2 separate regions of the Homo sapiens genome follow, and region 2 is linked to region 1. A link is a contact called in ENCODE Hi-C data. All regions are on one chromosome and are shown on one strand. The core of a region is the stretch at or near the end of the contact, and the rest is flanking DNA. Distances in the headings are between cores, read along the strand shown. Region 1 has its middle 73 kb from the start of LINC01436. Region 2 overlaps CBR1-AS1 (CBR1 antisense RNA 1).

Evidence for each region. A loop is a pair of places that touch in the nucleus more often than their neighbours do. Pooled maps may share reads with other maps.
Region 2: a map of OCI-LY7 shows a loop between it and region 1 (3-fold over the local background). The contact joins two enhancer-like sites. A Hi-C loop is called at or near these places in 9 of 168 maps with a recorded cell type or tissue (GM12878, IMR-90, K562 and 6 more), 11 of 37 single-sample maps with no recorded cell type and 19 of 50 pooled maps.

What each region holds. Positions count from the first base shown.
Region 1 is chr21:35,929,699-35,935,664 of GRCh38, reverse strand. No RefSeq gene overlaps it. Among named protein-coding and RNA genes, the nearest start is that of LINC01436, 73 kb to the left of the region's middle. Within about 2 kb of position 3,189, at least 24 of the 41 ENCODE cell types and tissues checked have a DNase peak (open chromatin) inside an H3K27ac peak, as active enhancers do; they include OCI-LY7, PC-3 and PC-9, where a contact is called at or near this core.
Region 2 is chr21:36,112,090-36,117,428 of GRCh38, reverse strand. The region is part of intron 1 of CBR1-AS1 (CBR1 antisense RNA 1); the gene reads left to right. Among named protein-coding and RNA genes, the nearest start is that of CBR1-AS1, 12 kb to the left of the region's middle. RefSeq lists enhancers at 3,194-3,253, 3,591-4,103, 4,245-4,344, 4,385-4,514. Within about 2 kb of position 3,653, at least 27 of the 41 ENCODE cell types and tissues checked have a DNase peak (open chromatin) inside an H3K27ac peak, as active enhancers do; they include OCI-LY7, PC-3 and PC-9, where a contact is called at or near this core.

The DNA.
Region 1 (5,966 bases), core at 1,940-4,439:
AGTGATCCAATAAGCATGGAAGTGCCTAGCATGAGTTATACTTAACATTGACTTTCTTAAAAGACGTGGCACCTGTCCTTGGGATTTTTATAATCTCCTTAGAAAGACAAGATTAAAATACATTAATGGATGAAATGCCAAGTATTGTGGAACCTCATGTAGTCATGGTAGGAATGCAGAGGAGGTGGAGGGAGAATTGGAGGAATACTGAGAAAAATTCTAGGGAGTAGGAGGTACTTGTATGTTGAATGTGTTAGACACTGTTCTAAGTCATTTTGGATCCACGTTCATGCAAATATGTATTAAGTGCCTATCATGTGCCAGGCATTATTCAGGGCATTGATGCTACAGAGGAGAGCAGAATAGACAAAAATACCTGCTTTCATGTAGTTCATAGTCCAGTGGAGGGAGACAGGTAATAAACAAGTAAACAAGCAAGTATATGGTAGCGCTAGGGAGAAAAACATAGCAGGAAGCGTGTTCCCTTTAGGTAAGGTGACCAAGGTGCTTAGTGCTCACATGCAAAGATGAAGGCAATATCTTCTTGCTTTCCACTCAGGAAGAGAGTCTTAAAAACAGATCAATTACCAGAAACAGGGGAAACACTATTATATTAACCCAAGGCGATAGAGGGATAAAAGAGAGATGTACAGACTATGCCTGGGGAGTTAGGGATGTCTTCACAGAGAGGTGGTGTTTCAGCTGAGTCTTGGAGTGGATAGCATTTCCCCGGGCAAAGACCTGGAGGGCACCCCAGATGAAGGGAATGTGATTGGATTTGGGGGCTTGGAGGATAATTGGGTGTGTTGGGAGCATAGGGTAAGGAGCGGAGACAGGTTTGAAAGGTAGATGGGCACTTATATGTGAAGAACTTTTCTCTATGATGCTGGGAGAGTTTGGATTTTATTCTATAAGTGAAGGAAGTGACATTTATTTCAAGCAGGGGTTTTTCAAAATATTGCTTGCGTTGGAGGTTGGATGGATGCCGACTTCATTAACTGAGGTCTAGGAAAGAGTGCAAGAGGGTTGAGAGGAGAAGGAGAGATGAAAATGGAAGAGGAGATAGAGTGAAGGAAGGGGAAGTACTGAGTTCAGTCTGGGAAGGTGGAGGGTCCAATGGCAGTTGGATGAGGAGGCTGAGCTGGGGGAAAGTCAGGAGGAAACATCTAGATTTGAGTTGCACATCAAGACTCTAATTCTATCTGCCTTCCTAAGGTAGTTGATTCCACTTGCACCAAAATCTTGATTAGATTAAATCAACATCTTAAAAAATTAAAACAAATGACACGCCTTTCATTCTTCTGTAAATGTGAAGTTTAGTGCTTTTTTTTAAGAAATAAAAAACCGAGAAAGTTGCATAAATACGCATTTGTACTCTGCCTATTTGTGCTGATTATTTCTCAGCTAGGTTTCTGCCTATGGGTTTACAAAGTATCATTTACACAAAAGTACTTTGCCAGTTAAGGAATTACAATAGGAACATTTATTCACAGAAGCAGGTCATCCCTTTCTCCCACTCTCTCCACTCCCACTTTTGAAGCAGCATATGTTTTCTGTACATTTTTCTAGCCTTCAGAAATAACTTTGTAACAAGTTACAAATCCCTAGGGCCTGCGAATTTGAAGACATGTGGTGTATTTAAGTGCTCTCCTTCTTGCTTTATTATTCCTGTGGGTCCTCCTTCCTTCTCCTTCTAAGTCAGCTCTTGGCTCCTTACCTCAAGTGCCTACTGAGGACATTTGGGCTCATCTACTCTTTCTCTCAAGATCCCTGGGTCCAAGAACTGGTCAACCCTCTCCCAACATGATTTTGAGCTAAATTATCTATTGCCTTTTTTTTTCTTCATTCCTTTCCTTCTTGAAAGATGTCTACAGTCTGCCTTGGTCCTTTAGGGGTCAGTATACCCTCTTTCTTTCTCACTCTCTGGCTGGCTATTGTCGTGTGTGTGTGTGCACACACATATGTGATTCAGTGACTTTCTCCAGAGGCGCCTGGCTTGAGTGAGTTGGTTCTGTGCCATTGGGAGGAGGATAGTTTCTTCCCCACAGGGGCAGCGCTGCTCTGACTTAGGGAGTTTAATGTCTTGTCAGATGTTGATGCTTTTACTTCCCTTCCTGTTTCAACTGGAATGAGTCATATTTGAAAATATTTTCATCCTTTTAGTGACTATATTGAATAACACACATTTTTCATTATTATTTACTGCAATTAACCTTAACCTCATTCTTTTCTTCTTTTAAACATTAGCACAGTTATTTCTATTATTATCTAGGTTCCCTCTGTCTCTATACTTAGCTTCATTAAAACGGATTGCAGCTTAGATAGGTTGAGAAACAGTCTTTTTTAATTTCTGGAGACTCAGCTTTCATTAATGCAATAATGAAAACTATGGTGGGAGAGTGTAGATAGTTGGCTAATAGATTGTCCCAACCTATTTTAGATCGGCTTTCTCCTCATTTGTCCTCCCCTAAACCAAGCTACTTATAAATGTTCTCCAATTCTGAGCTCTTTTTTTTTTTTTTTTTTGAGGTGGAGTCTCACCCTGTCACCCAGGCTGGAGTGCAGTGGCATGATCTTGGCTCACTGCAATCTCCACCTCCCAGGTTCAAGCGATTCTCCTGCTTCAGCCTCCCCAGTAGCTGGGATTACAGGCATGTGCCACCATGTCCAGCTAATTTTTTTTTTTTTTAAGTAGAGATGGGGTTTTGCCATGTTGGCCAGGCTGGTCTCGAACTCCTGACCTTAGGTGATCCGCCTGCCTTGGCCTCTCAAAGCGCTGGGATTACAGGTGTGAACTACCACACCCGGCTGCGTTAATTAAACTTCCTTTACTGCCCTGAGCTATTCTTATGACATTTCTTTGAGACAGGACAAGTGACTCAGTCTCTTTGTAATTTATTGAGTTCTTTGATTAAAAGAGACCATTACCAGCTAAAAATTCTACCCTCTGCCCTCGCTTTCACATCCTTCGAATGGATAAAGGGAAGATCTGTACAACACAGCCAGATATCAATACTGCTGCATCGTGTGCCTGGCTTCCTGGTGGTAGCCACCTGCTGCTTAGAAACTGTTTCAAAGGGGAACTGGCGTACTTCCCTTTTAAGCAAGAGTTACAGCGCAAAAGCTGCCTCAGTCATAATTTCTAACGTAGTCATCTCCTCTTTATAAGTGCACTTCCTCAGAGACCTGTGGACATAAACTGAATGTGTTAGGCAGAGACCTTTCAAAATTTAGACTTGTTTTCTGGACAGATGCCAGATTTCCTGGATGGCTGGTTACAATCCCCTTGTCCACCCGCGCAGTGCAGCTAAGATTGTCTGTCTGAATCATCATCCTTTTTTAGTGTGTACTTAAAGTGGAAGTGATGTTTTCCAGACCCTGTGTAGGAATGAGCTCATGTCATGAGGTTTTGCTCTGATGTTGGTTTCTCTCAGTTAGTTTAGTGACATTAGGATCTGAAGGCCGACGAATGGCTTTGATACCATTTTAAGGTGTCTTCCATTTCCAGTACTCCAGGATTATTGGGAAATTACTGGGGAGATGAAGACATTATGTAAGGTGGCAGGTCAACCTACTAGTTATTCACAGCCATTGGAAGATACTATGGGACTGTTAATAGTATGTGCTGAAAAGACTTCTCTCTTGTTGCTTTAAAAAAATGTAGTTTATTTACATGTATATTGACTTCTTTATGGTCCTATCCTAAGTGGATAAATGGCTGAATTCTATTTTTCTGCTAAGATTTTAGGCAGGAGAGTATTTTTCATGAATGTCTTGTAAATCATTAGTAAATGTTCTCTGACAAAGGGTTCCATGGCTAGATAGGTTTGAGAAATGCTGGGGAAGAATATGATGATGTCACCCGTAGGACATTTACATTGCTCTTCCTGATGCTGATATACAAATATATGTCTGTTTAAATTGATTTAATGATCTAATAAAAACTAAATTTCTCCTCTGAGAAATTGATGAAAACAACCAACCGTGAATATCCTAGCAAACTGTTTTCATGTCTGTTTTCAGATAAGCATTCCCTGAAGAATTTTATTTATTCATTTGTTTATTTGTTCATTGAACACATATCTATTTTGTGCCTTCTCTGTGCCAATACTTAGGGAAACGCTGCACCTTAATGAAAAGAAGGCTGTGGCAGACATGGCTGGTCTCAGCCATCCCTTTCCTTTAGTAAAGTTGAGTCCAATGCAGCCCAGAACAAAGGTTATGTTTCCCAGCTTCCCTTGCAGCAAGAACTGCCACATGGCCCGTGGGATGTGACCTTGAGGGCTATGTGCAGAGTTGCTGTGGGGCCTCTATGCACAGGCTTAGGTATGCACAGGTATGCACGTGCTATGTGTTTTGGATGGCAGAACAGCAGGACAGGAAGAGCGGGAACTCTGATACTATGGAGTGTTATAACACTTTGAATATTTATGATTAGACCATATTTAAAATAAATAAACTATTATCAATTTAAGTTACTGTTACTTTGACCTTTTTTAATGATAGCCAAACTAATAACCTAACTGATCCAGAAAGGATTTTCAATGATCAGGCATTGTCATAAGATTCAGTAGGCACATTTAGGAGCTTTTTTTTTTTGAGATGGAGTTTCACTCTTGTTGCCCAGGCTGGAGTGCAATGGCGTGATCTTGGCTCACTGCAACCTCTGCCTCCCGAGTTCAAGCGATTCTCCTGCCTCAGCCTTCCCGAGTAGCTGGGATTACAGGCATGGCCCACCACGCCTGGCTAATTTTGTATTTTTAGTAGAGACAGGGTTTCTCCATTGTTGGTCAGGCTGGTCTCGAACTCCCGACCTCAGGTGATCCACCCACCTCAGCCTCCCAAAGTGTTGGGATTACAGGCTTGAGCCACTGTGCCTGGCCACATTTAGGAGCTTTTAAAAGTCAAGCAGTACATAATGACCATCTCAGTTTAGATAAAAGGCCTGAATATAGAAGGGTAACTTTTGTGAGCTTCTGAAAGTTCTCATTCCTACATTTTGAGAGAGGAAATGAAAGACCTAAGGAACTGAAATTCCTTTCAGTGATGGTGGAGAGAGGCCCATGTTCTTTTCACTGCTTTAGCCAACATATGTAGAGAAATAAGGCCAGGTTTTCATATGATGTCTGAATTTGCCCAGTTAGTCCAGGGGGGACAGGCGCTCAACATAGATTCAAGGGTTTTAAAATAATCAACATTTATTTTTCAAATTCCTTCTATATATCTTTGTAAAACAAATTCTGGCATAGCAAACTTCCTTCTTACCAACAGGCTACCTCTATCCACATAGTGGGCATATGTAAACACACGAGTATATATATTTAGATGTGGGTTCGGCATAAAATAGCTTTTTCTTCCTAAGTAAGGAAAAGAAAACCTCAACGCATTACTAAATGTGACATTTTGGATCCAAGTAGACAAAAAGAACCACGTGAAAATGTGCTAAGCTTCCACATAGTTAGCAACATGTCACTTTGTGAGAGAATTTTCATAATTAATGAGCCAGGTCAATTTGCTCTGCATTTGACTTTGATGAATATGTCGTGGAGTATTCCCACTGGGACTCTTTCCAGTTGGTTTGGGAAGCTCTTATGTCTATATCCTGTGTGTGTGCATGGATCAAAGTGCTGGCATCTAATGCTGCCATGTTAGGTTAGGGAACAGCCGTGCGAACCCAGTAACAATGCCTGAGATCCCACACTGGCCCAATACATGACCCAGATGGACGGACCCCAAGCCAACAAACATAAAATTGAAACCAAAGCTATTTGGAAAGGGGATTGGACCACTCATCTGGCTGTTTTATAGAGTCTTAGAGAATTTATGTAATTAAATTTTCCTTCCTAATTCTGGCATTAATTTGTTTATTTATGTATTTTTTAAGACACAGCCTCATTCTGTTGCCCAGGCTTGAGTGCAGTGGTGCAATCATGGCTCACTGCAACCTCTACCTCTCAGGCTTAAGG
Region 2 (5,339 bases), core at 2,404-4,903, 180 kb before region 1:
TCCTGTGGAAGAACAGGTTTTCAATGCTAATGAAACTGGTTTGTTATGCAAGGAAGTTGGCAAATGAACCTGTACCACAAGTGGCATTTCAGTTTATAAAAATGTGGCCAGAGGCTCATAGGAACTTAACCCTGTATTTCCACTAGGAACAATAATTTAGTATTAACAGATTCAGTGTTTGCAATGACTTTATAGAACATAACTGTGGTGAATAATGAGAATCAGCTATTTCAGGCATAAAGCCTGATATTTAAAATATTAAATAATATAAAGCCTGATATTATAAATAAAAAAAATCAACTTCTTCAAAAAAATTAAAGACTTAGAAGTTTTGTATAGGCCAGGTATGGTAGCTCATGCTTGTAATCCCAACACTTTGGGAAGTTGAAGTAGGAGGATTGCTTGAACCCAGGAGTTTGAGACCAGTCTGGGCAGTAATAAGAGACTCTAACTCTAAAAAAATAAAATAAAATTACATGGGCGTGGTGGTGCACACCTGTAGTCCTAGCTACTTGAGAGGCTGAGGTGGGAGGATCCCTTGAGCCCTAGAGTTTGAGGGTGCAATGAGCTAGGATCACGCCACTGTACTCCAGCCTGGGTGACAGAGTGGGACCCTCAGTTAAAAAAAAGTTTTATATAAATTCAATGTCAATATCTTCTCCTGTATGTGTGTTTGTGTGTTTAATAACTGTATGTCGGGTGTGGTGGCTTACACTTGTAATCCTAGCACTTTGGGAGGCCGAGGCAGGTGGATTGCTTCAGTCTAGGAGTTTGAGACCAGCCTGGGTAACATGGTGAAACCCTGACTCTACCAAAAGAATACAAAAATTAGCCAAGTGTGGTAGTGCTTGCCTATGGTCCCAGCTACTTGGGAGGCTGAGGCAGGAGGATAGCTTGAGCCCAGGAGGTGGAGGCTGCAGTGAGCTGAGATCATTTCACTGCACTCCAGCCTTGGTGACAGAGAGAAAGCCTGTCTGAAAAAACTAACAAAACTATATAATATAAAGAATATAGGCCAGTCATGGTGGCTCACGCTTGTAATCCCAGCACTTTGGAAGGCTGAGGTGAGAAGATCGCTTGAGCCTAGGAGTTCCAGACCAGCCTGGGTAACATGTAAGACCTCGTCTCTACTAAAAATAAAAAATTAGCCAGGTGTGGTGGTGTGCACCAATGGTCCCAGGTACTTGGGAGGCTGAAGCTGCAGTGAGCCGTGATCATGCCACTGCATTCCAGCCTGGGCAATAGAATGAGAACTTGTCTCATTTAAAAAAAAAAAAGAAAGAAAAAGAAAGTATTATTAGTAACATTTTCCATCAAGGTCCAAGGTAAATGACCTCAGTACCTTCAATTCACTTCAGTGTGTTATATAAATATTAATATATTTGTGTGTGCTATGAGATGAGAATAATTGGGAAGTATGACATTACAGACTTATTTGTAACTTATTTATATGTCTCAAATAGCCCCGTGACCATCCTTAATAGAACGATTAAATACTCATATGATGAGATGCTATGCAGCCATTAAAAAGAATGAGGCAGCTCTAAATATTGTAAAAGGGAAGAGGCTTCAAAATGTATTAAGTGAGGAAAGGAGGTGGGACACGGTGGCCCATGCCTCTAATCCTAGAACTTTGGGAGCCTGAGGTGGGAGGATTGCTTAAGGCCAGAAGTTTAAGACCAGCCTTGGCAACATAGACCCCATCTCTACAAAAAATTTTTAAAAATTAGCTGAGGGTGGTGGTGCATATCTGTGGTCCCAGCTACTCCCGGGGCTGAGGCAGGAGGGTCGCTTGAGCCACAGAGTTTAAGGCTGCTGTAAGCCATTATTGCACCACTGCACTCAGTCTGGGCAACAAAGCAAGACCTTATCTTGAAAAAAAAAAAAAAAGAAGAAGAAGATGATGCTGGGTGCAGTGGAGGCTGAGGTGGGTGGATCACTTGAGGTCAGGAGTTCCGGACCAGCCTGGCCAATGTGGTGAAACCATGTCTCTACTAAAAATACAAAAAAAAAAAAAAAAAAAAAAAAAATCCAGGTGTGGTGCTGTGCATCTGTAATCCTAGCTACTTGGGAGTCTGAGGCAGGAGAATTGCTTGAACAGGTTGAACAGGGGAGGCAGAGATTGCAGTGAGCCGAGATCACGTCACTGCACTCCAGCCTGGGTGACAGAGTGAGTCTCCGTCAAAAAAAAAAAAAAAAAGGAAAGGAAGAAAGAAGGAAAGAAAAGGGTACTAGTGTATTTATTAGTTTTCTATTGTTGCTGTAGCAAATGTTCTCAAATTTAGGGGCTTAAGACACAAACTTATTACCTTCTGATTTTGGGGTAGGAAGTCTGACACAGGCCTCACCTGCCTGGGATCAAGGCGCCAGCAGGGCTGCACGCCTTTCCAGGGGGCTAAGGAGAGAATCAGTGTTTTTGTCACCTGCATTACGTGGCTTCCTCCATCTTCAGTACCAGCAACTTTGCGTCTCTCTAACCCCAAAGTCACATCTTCTTCTGACTACAGCCTGGGAAGGTTCTCAGCTTTAAGGATTTGTTTGATTACATAGGGCCCACCTGGATAATCTGCCTTCTCAAGGCCTTTAACTTGAATCAGCTGCCCCGTCCCTATTGCCGTATCACATATTTACTGATCCCAGGCATTAGGACACGGACACCTTGGTGAGGAGGCTTTATTCCGGCTACCGTGGTATGCTATTATTTGTATCAAAGTATTTGCTTACTTAGACTGTCTCTGGAAGGGGACATGGGAAGCTGGTAACAGCAGTTGCTTCTGGGGAGGACTGGGTAGCTGGGGGATGTGGAGGCTGACTTCCCACTGTATCTAGCTTTCGTTCATTTGGGTTTTTAATCAGTGTGCATATATTTACTTGAAAAAGTGAAGAATTGGCCAGGCACGGTGGCTCATGCCTGTAATCCCAGCACTTTGGGAGGCTGAGGTGGGTGGATCACTTGAGGCTGGGCGTTTGAGATCAGCCTGGCCAACATGGCAAAGCCCCATCTCTACAAAAAGTTGGCCAGGTGTGGTGGCACATGCCTGTCATCCCAGCTACTCAGGAGGGTGAGGCAGGAGAACTGCTTGAACCCCGGAGGTGGAGGTTGCAGTGAGCCAAGATTGCACAATTGCACTCCAGCCTGGGTGACAGAGGGAGACTCCATCTCAAAAAAAAAAAAAAAAAAAAGTAAAAGTGAAAGTTTACAGCTCTTAAGCTACATGGTGGTGGTTCATTGATGTGGTGTGTTTGCTTTCTTGCTAGTAGTGGAAGTTATCTGAGAGACCGGCAGCGAATCTGTACAGGTCTGCAGCAGCCTCAACTCTTCCTTCCTCAGAAGAAAAAAATAGATTGTCATAAGGCAGGAAAAGAGACCGAGGCAAGTTTTACAGCGGAGTGGAAATTGATGAAAAAGATTTAGAGCAGGAATGAAAGAAAGGAAAGTACACTTGGAAGAGGCTTAAGGGGGCACCTTGGAGGTCAAGTGCTCCGTTTGACCTTGGACCTAGGATTTTACATGCTGCCCTGCTTCCGGCGTCTTGCACCCCTTTCCCTTCATTCTTCCCTTAGGGTGAGCCACCCGCATGCGCAGTGACCTGATTGTGCTTGGGAGGCAAGCATGTTTACCGGAGTTACGTGTGTTTACTGGAGCTGCAGGCATGCTCACCTGAGTCGTTCTTCCCGTTTCCGGTGGAATGACCCCCTAGAAGGTTACCCCCCGCCATTTTGCCTCTGCGTGTGTGTGTGTGTGTGTGTGTGGGGGGGGGGGGGGGGTTGTTTTTTGTTTTTTGTTTTTTTTTGAGTCAGAGTTTCACTGTTAGTTGCCCAGGCTGGAGTGCAATGGTGCAATCTCGGCTCACTGCAACCTCTGCCTCCCAGGTTCAAGTGATTCTCCTGCCTCAGCCTCCTGAGTAGCTGGGACTACAGGCGCACGCCACCATGGCCGGCTCATTTTGGTACTTTTAGTAGAGATGGGGTTTTCACCATGTTGGCCAGGCTGGTCTCTAACTCCTCACCTCGTGATCCGTCTGCCTTGGTCTCCCAAAGTGTTGGGATTACAGGCATGAGCCACTGTGCCCGGCCGCCAGTGAAGTTTTTTTTAAGATGCTTAGTACTGTATTCCAGATACCCGAGAATGTTACAGTAGGTAGCTAGTGGGGCATGAGCAGGGCAGGAGACAGCTCCCCCCACACACCAGAAATGTCAGGCGACCATCACGTGATGGGCCGGAGGTTGTCATCCTGCCTCGCTAAAATGATAATTGGTTGCAGCTGGCACCAGGGAGCGGCCGTTTCCCAGTAGATAGAAACAACTGAAATTGGTAGTCCGCAGTTGCGCTCCAGCCTGGGCAACAAGAGCAAAACTCTGTCTCACACAGAAAAACAACCCCAAAACAACAGCAAAAAAAACCCACGAAAAAAAACCACCGGCTTCCAACCTCTACTGCCAACCACCATGACAGTCACTAGATGGCGCCCTTTCACTCTTTCTGGTACCGCTGGTCACAGGGCTTTCTCCTTGCCTGTGCCGTTCATGTTGAACCCAGCAAGTATGGGTGATAGGCAGGCTTCACTGATTTCTGTACACATGTGAAGGCTGTTTCCTCCTCTGTAAAATGAGGGTTATAATAGTACCAGCTCATTATGAGCTGTACTAAGACTAAACGAGAGTGTACATAAACGTCTCTAAAAAGAGCATACCTAGTAAATAATCATTGACTAATGTTAACTATGGACATTAATGTCTACCTTCCTGGTTAGAAAGTTTTCCCAGGCCTCTCTTCTTCCTATGAAAGGGCAACTCGACCCAACCTTAGGGGACCCTTTCCTAACACTATCTTAATTCTGTCCCAGCCTATCAGTCCTTAGATGCCGCAAACATTTGTTTCAGGTAAGCAACAACTGCATTTTGTCTGTTTAGCTTTGTAGGCAATATTTAAATTCCAGATCTACATTCTGATTTTCCCAAATGGGGCCAACTCCAAAAAAAAAACAAAGTTTGTACCAAATGAAGTTAAGTTACATGATAAATCTATGGCTCTTGTGAACAGATCTCAAAGCAATTGCCTTCAGGTTACGATGGGATTTGTAAACTTTTTTTTTTTTTTTTTGAGACAGAGTTTCACTCTTGTTGCCCAGGCTGAAGTGCAATGGCACTATCTCAACTCACTGCAACCTCTGCCTCGTGGGTTCAGGTGATTCTCCTGTTTCAGCCTCCCGAGTAGCTGGGATTACAGGCGCCTACCACCACACCCAGCTAATGTTTTGTATTTTTAGGAGAGTTGGGGTTTCAACATGTTGGCCAGGTTGGTGTCGAACTCCTGACCTCAAGTGATCCACCTGCCT